Linked DNA regions of Homo sapiens: region 2 is linked to region 1. A link is an interaction called in ENCODE POLR2A ChIA-PET data of the cell type or tissue named here. Cell type or tissue: PC-9. All regions are shown on one strand. Links, peaks and the distances in the headings refer to the core of each region. The heading gives the core; the rest is flanking DNA.

The links. ChIA-PET counts read pairs that join two places held together with the same protein. Peaks named below come from ENCODE experiments on the same cell type or tissue, not always from the same donor. Only the 100,000 strongest peaks of a DNase experiment are listed, where the experiment ranks them.
Region 2: POLR2A ChIA-PET joins it to region 1 with 6 read pairs; 7 of 35 experiments call an interaction of 5 or more read pairs at or near these places.

What each region holds. Positions count from the first base shown.
Region 1 is chr1:52,655,997-52,661,376 of GRCh38, reverse strand. It overlaps SHISAL2A (shisa like 2A), which reads right to left. Exons shown (of 3, transcript NM_001042693.3): 3 at 4,312-4,587. The coding sequence ends at 4,337. Among named protein-coding and RNA genes, the nearest start is that of SHISAL2A, 26 kb to the right of the region's middle. In PC-9, for the core only: no CTCF peak of the experiment used is centred there; DNase peaks (open chromatin) are centred at 1,386, 1,816 and 2,456; H3K27ac peaks cover 1,623 bases.
Region 2 is chr1:52,506,824-52,512,203 of GRCh38, reverse strand. It overlaps TUT4 (terminal uridylyl transferase 4), which reads left to right. Exons shown (of 30, transcript NM_001009881.3): 4 at 2,492-2,608. Among named protein-coding and RNA genes, the nearest start is that of TUT4, 44 kb to the left of the region's middle. In PC-9, for the core only: no CTCF peak of the experiment used is centred there; no DNase peak of the experiment used is centred there.

The DNA.
Region 1 (5,380 bases), core at 286-5,285:
TACATGAGACATCACTGTCCTTTAGACTTCTGAAGGATCTGCAACCAAAGGGCCCCAAAGGCAGAGATCCTGAATGGCAAATTTCACTTCAATGTTACAGAGAACAGGAAGCAAGTGCTCACAAAAGGTGTTGTCGAGTTCCTTTCCATGCTTGAAACCCTTTCCTGTGGCTCCCTTTTGCCCTCGGGATAAAGACCAAGCCCCTTAATATGGCAAAGGCTTCAGGACTTGGCTCGTCTACCCTTCCAGCTTCATCTTTCACCATTCCCACCTTGTGTCTACCCAAACTGAACTACTTATTGTTACCTGAAAGAACCATATGGTCTCTCTTAGCCATAGGTCTTCATGTATGCTGTTCCTTCTGCCTTAAATGCTGTTCCTCATCTTGTACCAGAAACCTCCTTTCACCTGTCAGTGGGTCCTTTAAACTTAATCCAGTTATTGCTTACTCCAGGAGGCCTTCCCAAAGTCTTTGGCTAGATTAGGGATCTTTTGTAAATGCCTGTAGCAATGAGCTTCTTGAAGATAGGGATCGGGACCTCATTTAGCCAAGATTCTGGCAGAAAATCATTGTCAATCAATGTTGAATGGACAAACAAATGTGAACGTCTGAGAAAAAAACACCTAGCAGGATAGCTGTAAAGGGGAGTGGAATGTTCTAACGTTTCCAAGTTCCAAGATTCAACATTCTCTAATTCTGGGCTGAAGATTCACTCCCCTCCATCCGAAGCCCACTCTCCAGCTAGCTCCTCCGCCCTGTGCCCTCTGAGTGTTTGTTCTCAGGCAGGCACACACACATGTTCTGAACATAACCGGGAAAGCAATTTACAAGAAATAATTGCCGGTCGATGTGTGCTTGGGAACAGCGGTGAGCTCAGACTATTTCTGTCTGCGTATCAGCCCACCCAGCATCCTCCCACTGCGGCTGCCCTGGGGGAGGGGCTCCTATCACACAGGGTGGGCAGTTTGTTTCTAATGCAGGACCCAGACTAGCCAACCCCAGTGACAGCCGGCTCTGAGCCTTGATTGAATTCAAAGGAGAGGAGCTGTTGGGGGGCAGGGAGGGGCTTTATGAGGCCTAGGATGTGTAGGTCAGCAAAAGCAGCATGTACATTCCCTTTCTCCAACTGTTGGGGAAATTCTACCAGGTCTTCAGGGCCTTGCTCAGTGTGCGGTCTCCCCCACATCTCTCTGGCTCGGAGTCCTCAAAGCTTGTTTTTGTTCTTGCAGAGGCTGTTGTGCTCAAAGGGTGGTCTCAGACCAGCATCATCAGCATCACCTGGAATTTGTTAGAAATGCAAATTCTGGGGACTTACTCCTGACCTACTGAGTCAGACACTGGGGTAGGAGGCCAGCATTCTGTGTTTTAACAAGCCCTCCACACAGCTGATTCTGATGCAGCCTCGAGTTTGAGAACCACTGCCTTAGGCCGCGGATGACCACTTTAGCGTTTGGAATGCACACAGCATCTCCCCCTTCTGACTGCTAGCAGCCTAAAGGCAAGGGCATTATCAGATTCTTTCCTGAAACCTCCCAGTCTCCCTTGAAAGTGTTCAGAGAAAAGTTGGATTTTTCTGATGAGGATACCAAGGACAGAGAAGGAATTCGTCCTGTGAAGGGTCGCACAGAGCGTCAGGGACTAAACATCCCAATATCACCCAGCCCCACCACATATATACAAGTACCCTAAGCTCTTTCTATAACAAATAACTTGCAGGTCCTGGGCCACACTGGCTCGCTCTCACTATTGTGAACAAGCTGTATTCTGACCATAATGTTTTCTGTTCCTGTCTCACCTGGAAACTTTGAGTCATCTTTGATGATTCAGCTCAGACATCATTTCTTCCTCCCTAAAGCCCCATGAAGGGCCACCACTGGGCCTCCTGGCCATTTGTGTGCCTGCCTTGTCCTCCATGTGAGCCCCTTGAGGGTGAGAACTGTCTGATTCCTCTTGTTTGTGGCAACCTGCACAGGTCCTAGAATAGAATGGATACCACTAAGTGTGCAGTAAATGGACAAGGGTGCTGGGTTTTAAGTGCTGAAAATAGGCTGGGTGCAGTGGCTCACACCTGTAATCCCAACACGTTCAAGGCTAGCCTAGGCAACATAGCAACCACCCGTCTCGATAAAAAAAAAATTTAAAAATTAGCTGGACACAGTGGCACGCACCTGTAGTCACAGTTGCTTGGGAGGCTGAGGCAGAAGGATTGCTTGTGTCAGGAGTTTGAGGTTGCAGTGAGCTATGATCTCCACTGCACTCCAGCCTGGTGACAGAATGAGACTGTCTCAAAAAAAAAATGCTGAAATAAAAGAGCACACACACACACACACACACCACCACCACCACCACCACCAACAACAACAAATGAAGCAAGACCAGAACCAAAATCTCTTGACTTCCAGCCTAGAACACTTCTGTGGGTGACTCACCCTGTCTTGCCACCCCATCATGTACCCTTTGGCTGGCCTCAGGCACAGGTATCTAAGAGTGACTCTTTCACTGTTGCCAAATCCAGCAGCAGGTCATGTCACTGTCTGAAATGTCAAGAGCTGCTTTTGGTGGCTGCTGAGCTGCGTCTCCACAGTCCTTGTCTTGCATTCCGAAGGCGAAGCCTAAAAGCCATCGCCAAAGTTAGGAGAGCAGCCAGGAGGGAGGGCTGACAGTCAGCATCTTGCCCTAAGATTCCTTTGCGATCAGATTAATAATAAGACATGTTAAAAATAATAATAATAGCTAACACATAGTGCTTTCCATTTGCCAACACTTTTCTATGTACTTGCATGGACTTAGTAATTTAGTCCTTCCCCAAGCCCTATTAGAAGATACTACTAAGATTCCAGCTTATATAGATGAGAGGACTGAGGCACAGAGGTTACCTAGCAAGTAAGTGACAGGGGCAGGATTTTAACCAGGCATTTGGCTCCAGAGTTGTTCAGTATTACATAGTTTACTGTTATTGTCCATTTGTAATTTAAAAAGTCTTTTAGCAGGAATACTATGTTATCATCCATTGGTCATTTAAAAAGTCTTTTAACAGGCCAGGTGTGGTGGCTCACATCTGTAATCCCAGCACTTTGGGAGGCCAAGGCAGGCGGATCACTTGAGGTCAGGAGTTCAAGACCAGCCTGGCCAACATGGTGAAACCCCGTCTCCACTAAAAATACAAAAATTAGCCAGGCATGGTGGCACACACCTGTAGTCCCAATTACTTGGGAGGCTGAGGTGGGAGGATCACTTGAACCCGGAAGGCGGAGGTTGCACTGAGCTGAGATCATGCCATTGCACTCTAGCCTAAGTGACAGAGCAAAACTCCGTCTCAAAAAAAAAAAAAGTCTTCTAGTAATTTAATGTTTACGAAGTGAGTTCAAATCCATCACCTCATTGAACACTTGCAATAACCCAGCAAGGGGACTGAGGCTCAGGAAGACAAGGGACTTTATCAAGGCCACACAGTGGCAGAGTCCACCCTCTGGAGCCTGTATTCAGTCTGATAACCATTCATTCATTCATTCATTCTTCTTCTTTTTTTGTGATGAGGTCTTGCCCAGGCTGGAGTGCAGTGGTGTGATCATAGCTCACTGCAGCCTCGACCTCCAGGGCTCAACTGATTCTCCTGCTTCAGCCTCCCAAGTAGCTGCAACTACAGGTATAAGCCACCACATGTGGCTAATTTTTAAATTTTTTGTAGAGTCTGGGTCTCACTGTGTTGCCCAAGCTGGTCTTGAATAAGTGGGCTCAAGTGATCCATCCACCTTGTCCTCCCAAAGCTCTAGGACTACAGGCGTGAACTGCCGCGCCCTGCCCCTATTCATTCTCTCACTTAGCACTCACTCCTTCATCTACCTAAGAAATAGAATGACGCCTGAGCCCTGTGCACAACATACTCCCTCTCTATCCGTCCCTCTGCAAGGGGCTTACTCCAGGATGGCGCACTCCAGGGTGAGGCAGAGCTGCTGAAGAGGCAGAGATCATCCCCCTCTGAGGGCTAATCATCTTCTCAGGGGCTCCTAAATACACCTACTGTGGGGCAGGAAAACCATGTCAGAGTTCTCTGACTTCCCAGTTGGGTGAGGGGCTCCTCTGTGCCTTCACAGGCCCCAGGCTTCCACCCGATTGCATGGAGTTGTTACTGACCATTTTTCCTAGGAGTCATGTCAAAGTTCTTTGGCCCACAATAGGCCAAGCAGAACAGTATGGCAGGGTCCACAGCAGGGCTGGGTATCTTTGCTGGGAGAAGCCCTCATTTATCATGCTAGGCTCTAAAGTCCTTTCCCACTCCCACCTTTCACTGAAGAGACTCCAGAAGGGGATGGTATGGAGACATTTATTGAATGTTTATGGGACTGGTCCACATAGGTCAGGGTTGGGTACAGAGGCTTCCTCAGGGCTGCCTGGAATGTCACTGGTGGTCACTGTGGCCATGAAGCAATGATGGAGGAGGCGTTTGGAGTTCACAGCCTGCCCCTCATTGCTCTCCAGCTGCGGGTTCAAGCAGGAGTAACTCTGCTGGAGAGGGCTCACTTTTGGCACTTCTGCCGCCATGCCTGTGTTCACACCTTGGCAGTCAGGAGAAACCTCCTCAGGGCCTGGAAAACAGCAAACTGAGGGTGTGTGGCTCTCTTCTTCCCCAACAGGATCACACTCCCCAGCTGACTTCTCTGGTGCTTACCTTGGGCAGTGCACTGTGGTCAGAGCCTTAGAAGCATCATTTGTTTAACATGTATTTATTAACAATACACCACATTATGCACTGAGAGCTGTCAGTGTTGCTCATGAACTTGTAGTTTGGTGGAGGAAACAGATAAGAAACAATTGTTAAGAGCTATGAAGACTTGACCTTCACCATAACCCTATGAGGTAGGTACTATTAGAAATCCATTTTATAGATGAGAACACAGGATTACCATACAGCTAGTATGGAGAAGAGTGGTGGACATTTTTAAAACATAGATTGTTCTCGCTTTGAGAATAGATTCCATGCTTCTCTTTGCTGAGTGACTTATCTTCTCTCTTCCTCTTAAATCAAAGCTTGAAAGGAAGTCCACTTGGCCTTATTATTCTCTACCTTCCATTCATGACTTGTTCAGCTGCAACTTACTTTGTTCTGCCCCCACTATACCTTCAAACTATTTGTCACTAAACCCATAGTCACTTCTAAATCCTTATCTCCCTTATCAGGAACATTTAACATTATTTATTTATTTTAAATTTTACTTTACCAGTTATAGGACTCTGATTCTTTTTTCCTTTTTCTTTTTTTAATCAGGAGCATTTGACACAATTGAACATTTCTGTCTTTCTAGATAAAAAAATGTATCAAGTGTTTAAGCCAAAAATTCGAGTCATCTCTCACACCTTCTACCTCGGCCCTTTCACAAA
Region 2 (5,380 bases), core at 210-5,209, 150 kb after region 1:
AGTGATACAGCTTTATCCAAGGTCAGTTGAGATGTCCTCTGATGCCTTCTGACTCCCCATTCTGTGTAATACCAAGATTTTCTTGGTAGACTTGTCTTTGGTCTGCTAACATTTTACAATTGAAAAGTTTATATGATTGATTTCATGACTTCCTTAGTGACCTCATCAGTACACAGGGCTTTAGGTATTCTGTATGTATGCTTTCAACTCCTGAAAGCAACTCTTTTTACCACCTTCACCACTCTCACCTTGAACTAAGCCAACATAATCTCTTTTTTGGATTATTGAATTATGCTGTTAACTGCAATAGCCTTTCCTGCTTCTATTCTCAATATAGAAAGCAAATGATCCTTTTAAAATATAAATTAGATCTTGTAATTCTCTGCTCATAAACCTTCAATGGCTTTCCCTCATACTTAGAATAAAAGCCAGAGTCTTCACAAGGGATTTTGTGATCTGTCCCCTATTAGCTCTCTGTTCCCAGTTATGCTAACTTTTTTGTAGTTTCTCAAATATTTTAGGTACCTTCCTGCCTCAGGGCCTTGGCATTCACTTTTCCCTCTGCTTGAAATGTGTCTTTTCAGATATCCACACAGCTTAATCCTTCACTTCCTTAAAGTTACTTTATCAATAAGGTCTTAAGTGATGTCTCTACTTTTAAAAAGCAGTAACTCCCCCGACCCCAGGCATATTTGTGCATTTGTTTATTACCTGTCTCCTTACACTGTAACGTAAATTCATATAGACAGGGATTTCTATTTTATTTACTGCTCTTATCCCCAGCTCCTAGAAAAATGTTTGCTGTATAATATGAGCTCAATATATTTGATGAGTAAAGAAGTAGTTGTTTTGAAACTAAGAGGTAGCGTTTTCTTTGAGGACTTAATTCATTCTCCAGTAGGAACTGATTTGACAGAATTTTTATGCTAGAGAATTGAAATAACTAGATTGAGCCAACTTTTCTTATTTACTTGTTGCCTTGGGCAAATTAATCCCTGAGATTTAGTTTGCCAATAAAATGGGGAGTTCTGATAGGGTTGTTGAAAGGTTAATACTCTATAAGGGATGGCTATATTTATTTTTAGTCTGTAGCAGGATTGTTGCTAAATTTGGAGCAAGTTTCTCATTTAAAAGAAATTATGTAATTTTCTGAGGTGAAAGAATCTTTTTGTCAGAAGCTGAAGCCTGTTGAATATCATAAATCAATCTGAAATAAAAACTAAGCATTGCTAAAGTTTCAGTGTAAGGCATTAGAAACTTTTAAAATTCCACATGTATTTATTGTGTGTTTGTAATTTTTTATTGTGTAATCTGCGTAGAATGTTGACTTCAGATTCAGGTGTACAGGAATTTAAATTCAGTGTCTTCCACTTAATACTTGCTATATCCTTGTAAAAGGTGCAGGTTCTATGGGCTTTTGTTTTCACATCTATAAGATGAAAATAATGTCAATTTAATCAGATGATTAGGGGAATTAAAATGACAAATTGTATGTTAAACACCTAGCATAGTGCCTGGCACATAACAAGTATTCAGTAATTACTAAGTTTTATTAGTATTTTGAGAATACATACACGAAGTATGAGTGACGTTCTGTGACTGATAGTTTAGTGTGTTAGAATTGTTATTCCCTTCAGTTGTGACCTCAAGAGGTTATTCATTTATCCCCATGATACTGTGATTGGAGTGTTTTTCGAACTCAACTTTTGAAATTTCTTACATGTTTGTGGCCCATTCTTTTGAAATCCCCAATTCGAGGGCAGATTTTATTTTTTTATGGTAATCAAAATGGCTGCAAGTTAAATTTGAAATCAGTTTTGGGGACAACATTGGAATAAGACTAAATAGCAAGACCACTTTTCTTTTTTTTTTTTTTTTTTTTTTTTGTTAATACGAAGTCTTGCTCTGTTGCCCAGGCTTGAGTGCAGTGATGCGATCTCGGCTCGCTGCTGCAAACTCTGCCTTCTAGGCTGAGACAATTCTTCCACCTCAGCCACCAGAGTAGCTGGGATTACAAGCCTGCGCCACCATGCACGGCTAAATTTTGTATTTTTAGTAGAGAATGGGTTTCTCCATGTTGTCCAGTCTTGTCTTCAACTCCTGAGCTCAAGTGATCTGCCAGCGTCGTCCTCCCAAAGTGCTGGGATTACAGGCATAGCCACCACACTCAGCCCGACTGCTTTTCTTACATTGGATTCTAAAGATGATAGTAGGTGAATATTAAACATAATTTAGCATTACCATGATATTGTTAGATATCGTATTAAAGTTAGTATGTAATCTCCTATGATAACTATTTTGAAAAAGGACTACTATCTCTTCAGTATATAAGTTTATTAAAAACTATTACTTTAGAAGAAGGAAAGGATAAAGAAAAAACCTTCAGTGCTTATTTCTGTCTACTTACATAATTGTATTATTCACTTATATAGTCAATAGTTTACTCCTCTGTTTTCTGAATAAAGTGCATTTTTAAAATTTGTCTCTTCAGCGATCACCAGAATATACCAATTGTCGGTATCTATGCAAACTTTGCTTAATTCACATTGAAAATATCCAGGGGGCTCATAAACATATAAAGGAGAAACGACATAAGAAAAATATTTTGGTAAGTTCTTTTTAAAAAATACTTTTATTTATTTTTCAAGTTGTAAAACCATATTGAATATTTTTTATTTGTGAAACTAAAAATGAAATATTTGTCCAATCTTATATTGGTAACTGAAGTGATAGCTTTGGAAGCAATTGTTGCCTTCCTTATCTGAGATAATCAGGAAGGAACCTTGTTGAGACCGGTTTGCTCATCCTTTAGAATGTTGATTCCTAAGTTTAGAGCTGTTAGGTACAATTAGTCCATCCAACTGATGTTTATTGAGTTCTTGTGTGCTACTTCTAGGCAGTGGTGAATAAGATAGTTGTGGTTCCTGCCCTCAGATTTTCTAAGAATTGATGAGGGCATGCGTTGAATAAAGATTTAAATATAATGAGTCTTGTTAGGGGGGGAAGATTGTGCTAAGGAGGTGTATGAAGATATTTTACTTGATCTAGAACAGGGGAGGTTTCTCTGAGAAAGTGACTTTTGAATGAAGTAGTAGTTTAAATGGCAAAAAGGTGAGTGGCCTAGAAGGGTAAGTGGGAGAGCATTTTACACAAAAAGCAGCATGAATTAAAAGTCTTTAGGCAGGAAAAGGCATGGCATATGAGTAACTTTAAGTCTAGTATGATTGGAACAAAGAGAGCTGGGGGAAAATGATGTGATGTGAAGCTGGAGAAGTGCAGACAATTAAGAAACTTATAAGCTTCGGGAATTTGTAATTTTTCAGTTATTTCTATTGAAATATCCCATAGACATAGATATGAATAGAGGGCTTTTAAAAATGTATTAGTAAATTAGCTATTTAATTTTTTCTTTTTAAAGTTACAACAGCAGTAATAATACTGTGTAACCTCTTATCTCTAGGTCTTAGCTCATGTATCTTCTTTAAGAAATATTCTACCTGACCCTCTCAGCAAGTCTGGGTTGGATACTCCTTCTCTGTGCCCCCATAACAACTTCCACATATTTTGATCAGAAAATCTAACACATTGTATTCTGGCTGTCTACCTTCTCTTCCCTTCTAGACTTCAATATGCAGTGTTCTAGAAGGCATATTTAGTTATTTTTGTTTCTGAGTTCCTTAGGACAGTGTCTGACAACAGTAGGTGCTCAACATAGTTTTCTTGAAAACAACAAATGAACTGAAGCAGATAGAACAGGGACAAGGGAGTAGTTTAGGTGATAATAATTAGGAATTTTCCAGAAATGTCAGAAGATGCCTATCATTAGTTCCAGGAAGCTCGGGCTTGCAAGCAAGAAACCTTTTTTTTTTTTTTTTTGGAGACAGAGTCTCACTCTGTCTTCCAGGCTGGAGTTCAGTGGTGCAATCTTGGCTCACTGTAACCTCTGCCTCCCAGGTTTAAGCGATTACCCTGCCTCAGCCTCCCAGGTAGCTAGGATTACAGGCATACCATGCCTGGCTGATTTTTGTATTTTTAATAGAGACGGGGTTTCACCTGGGCAAGCAAGAAACTTAAAAAGAAAATCATACCTAGGCTGGGTGCAGTGGCTAAGGTCTGTAATCCCAGCACTTTGGGAGGCTGAGGCAGGTGAGTTGCTTGAGCCCAGGAGTTTGAGACCAGCCTGGGCAACGTGGCAAAACCCTGTTTCTACTAAAAATACATAAAAATTAGCTGGGCATGGTGGCATGTGCCTGTAATCCCAGCTTCTTGGGAGGCTGAGGTATAAGAATTGTTTGAACTCATGAGGTGGAGGCTGCAGTGAGCCAAGGTCACACCACTTCACTTTAGTCTGGGCGAGGGAGCGAGACTCTATCACAAAAAAAAGAAAAAGGAAAACTATACCTATACACATTACAGATTGAGTATACCTTATCCTAAATGCTTGGGACCAAAGTATTTTGGATTTTTTCAGATTTTGGAATATTTGCATTATACTTTAATGAGCATTTCCTTTGAGCATCATGTTGGTGTTCTAAAAGCTTCAGATTTTGGAGCATTTCACATTTTGGATTTTCAGATTAGGGATGCTCAGCCCGTATAGGGAAACTTTAGAACATTATAGAAATGAACAAAAAGAAAGCAAACTTGAATGCAGCCATATAGGACGTATACTTTTGGTGAAGTTAGAGTAACAGTGGATTTACTTTTCCCTTGAAATGACAAACAAAAAAAAAATACAGAAATATGAAGCAGTGGTTTTCAGGCGACAGAGTCAATGAATGAAAAACAAATGGCCTGAGCCCAATGTTGGCTCCAGCTTGAGAGTTTCTAGGTTGCACTATAGGGAAGGGAACCCAGTGGACTCTCACAGTTGAAGAGAGAGACCTTAGAGTGCACTAAGTCCAAGATAGCTAAAATTCACAGGACAGTGTAACTAAAATGAGAAAACTGCACAAAAAGAAATCCAGAGAACTGTGGATGATCCTCTTAAAGTATTCAGCACAATGCTGATTGGTGCATGCATATGAAAAAGCTTCCTGAACCCAGGGAAAGAATTGTCAGAGGAAATTAGACCAGTGATTGGTGCTCATACAGGACTTCTTCCTATCCAGACTGGAAAGCCTCGTGCTTCATGGGACACTGGGTAGAGTACTCAGAAGAATCTTGTTTCAGTAGTAGGGATATTTAGCCCTAAACTAAATGTGGTCTGGTCCTACATAAAATATTTTAAAGGCAACATTCAAAATGATAAATGGTTTCCAAGTATTTAATGTCATTACAGAACAAAGCTTAGGAATATTACAGAAATACAAAAATACTCATCACTGAAAAAAGTTCACATAATGTAGCATTTAGTCAAAGATTATCAGGTATGCAAAGA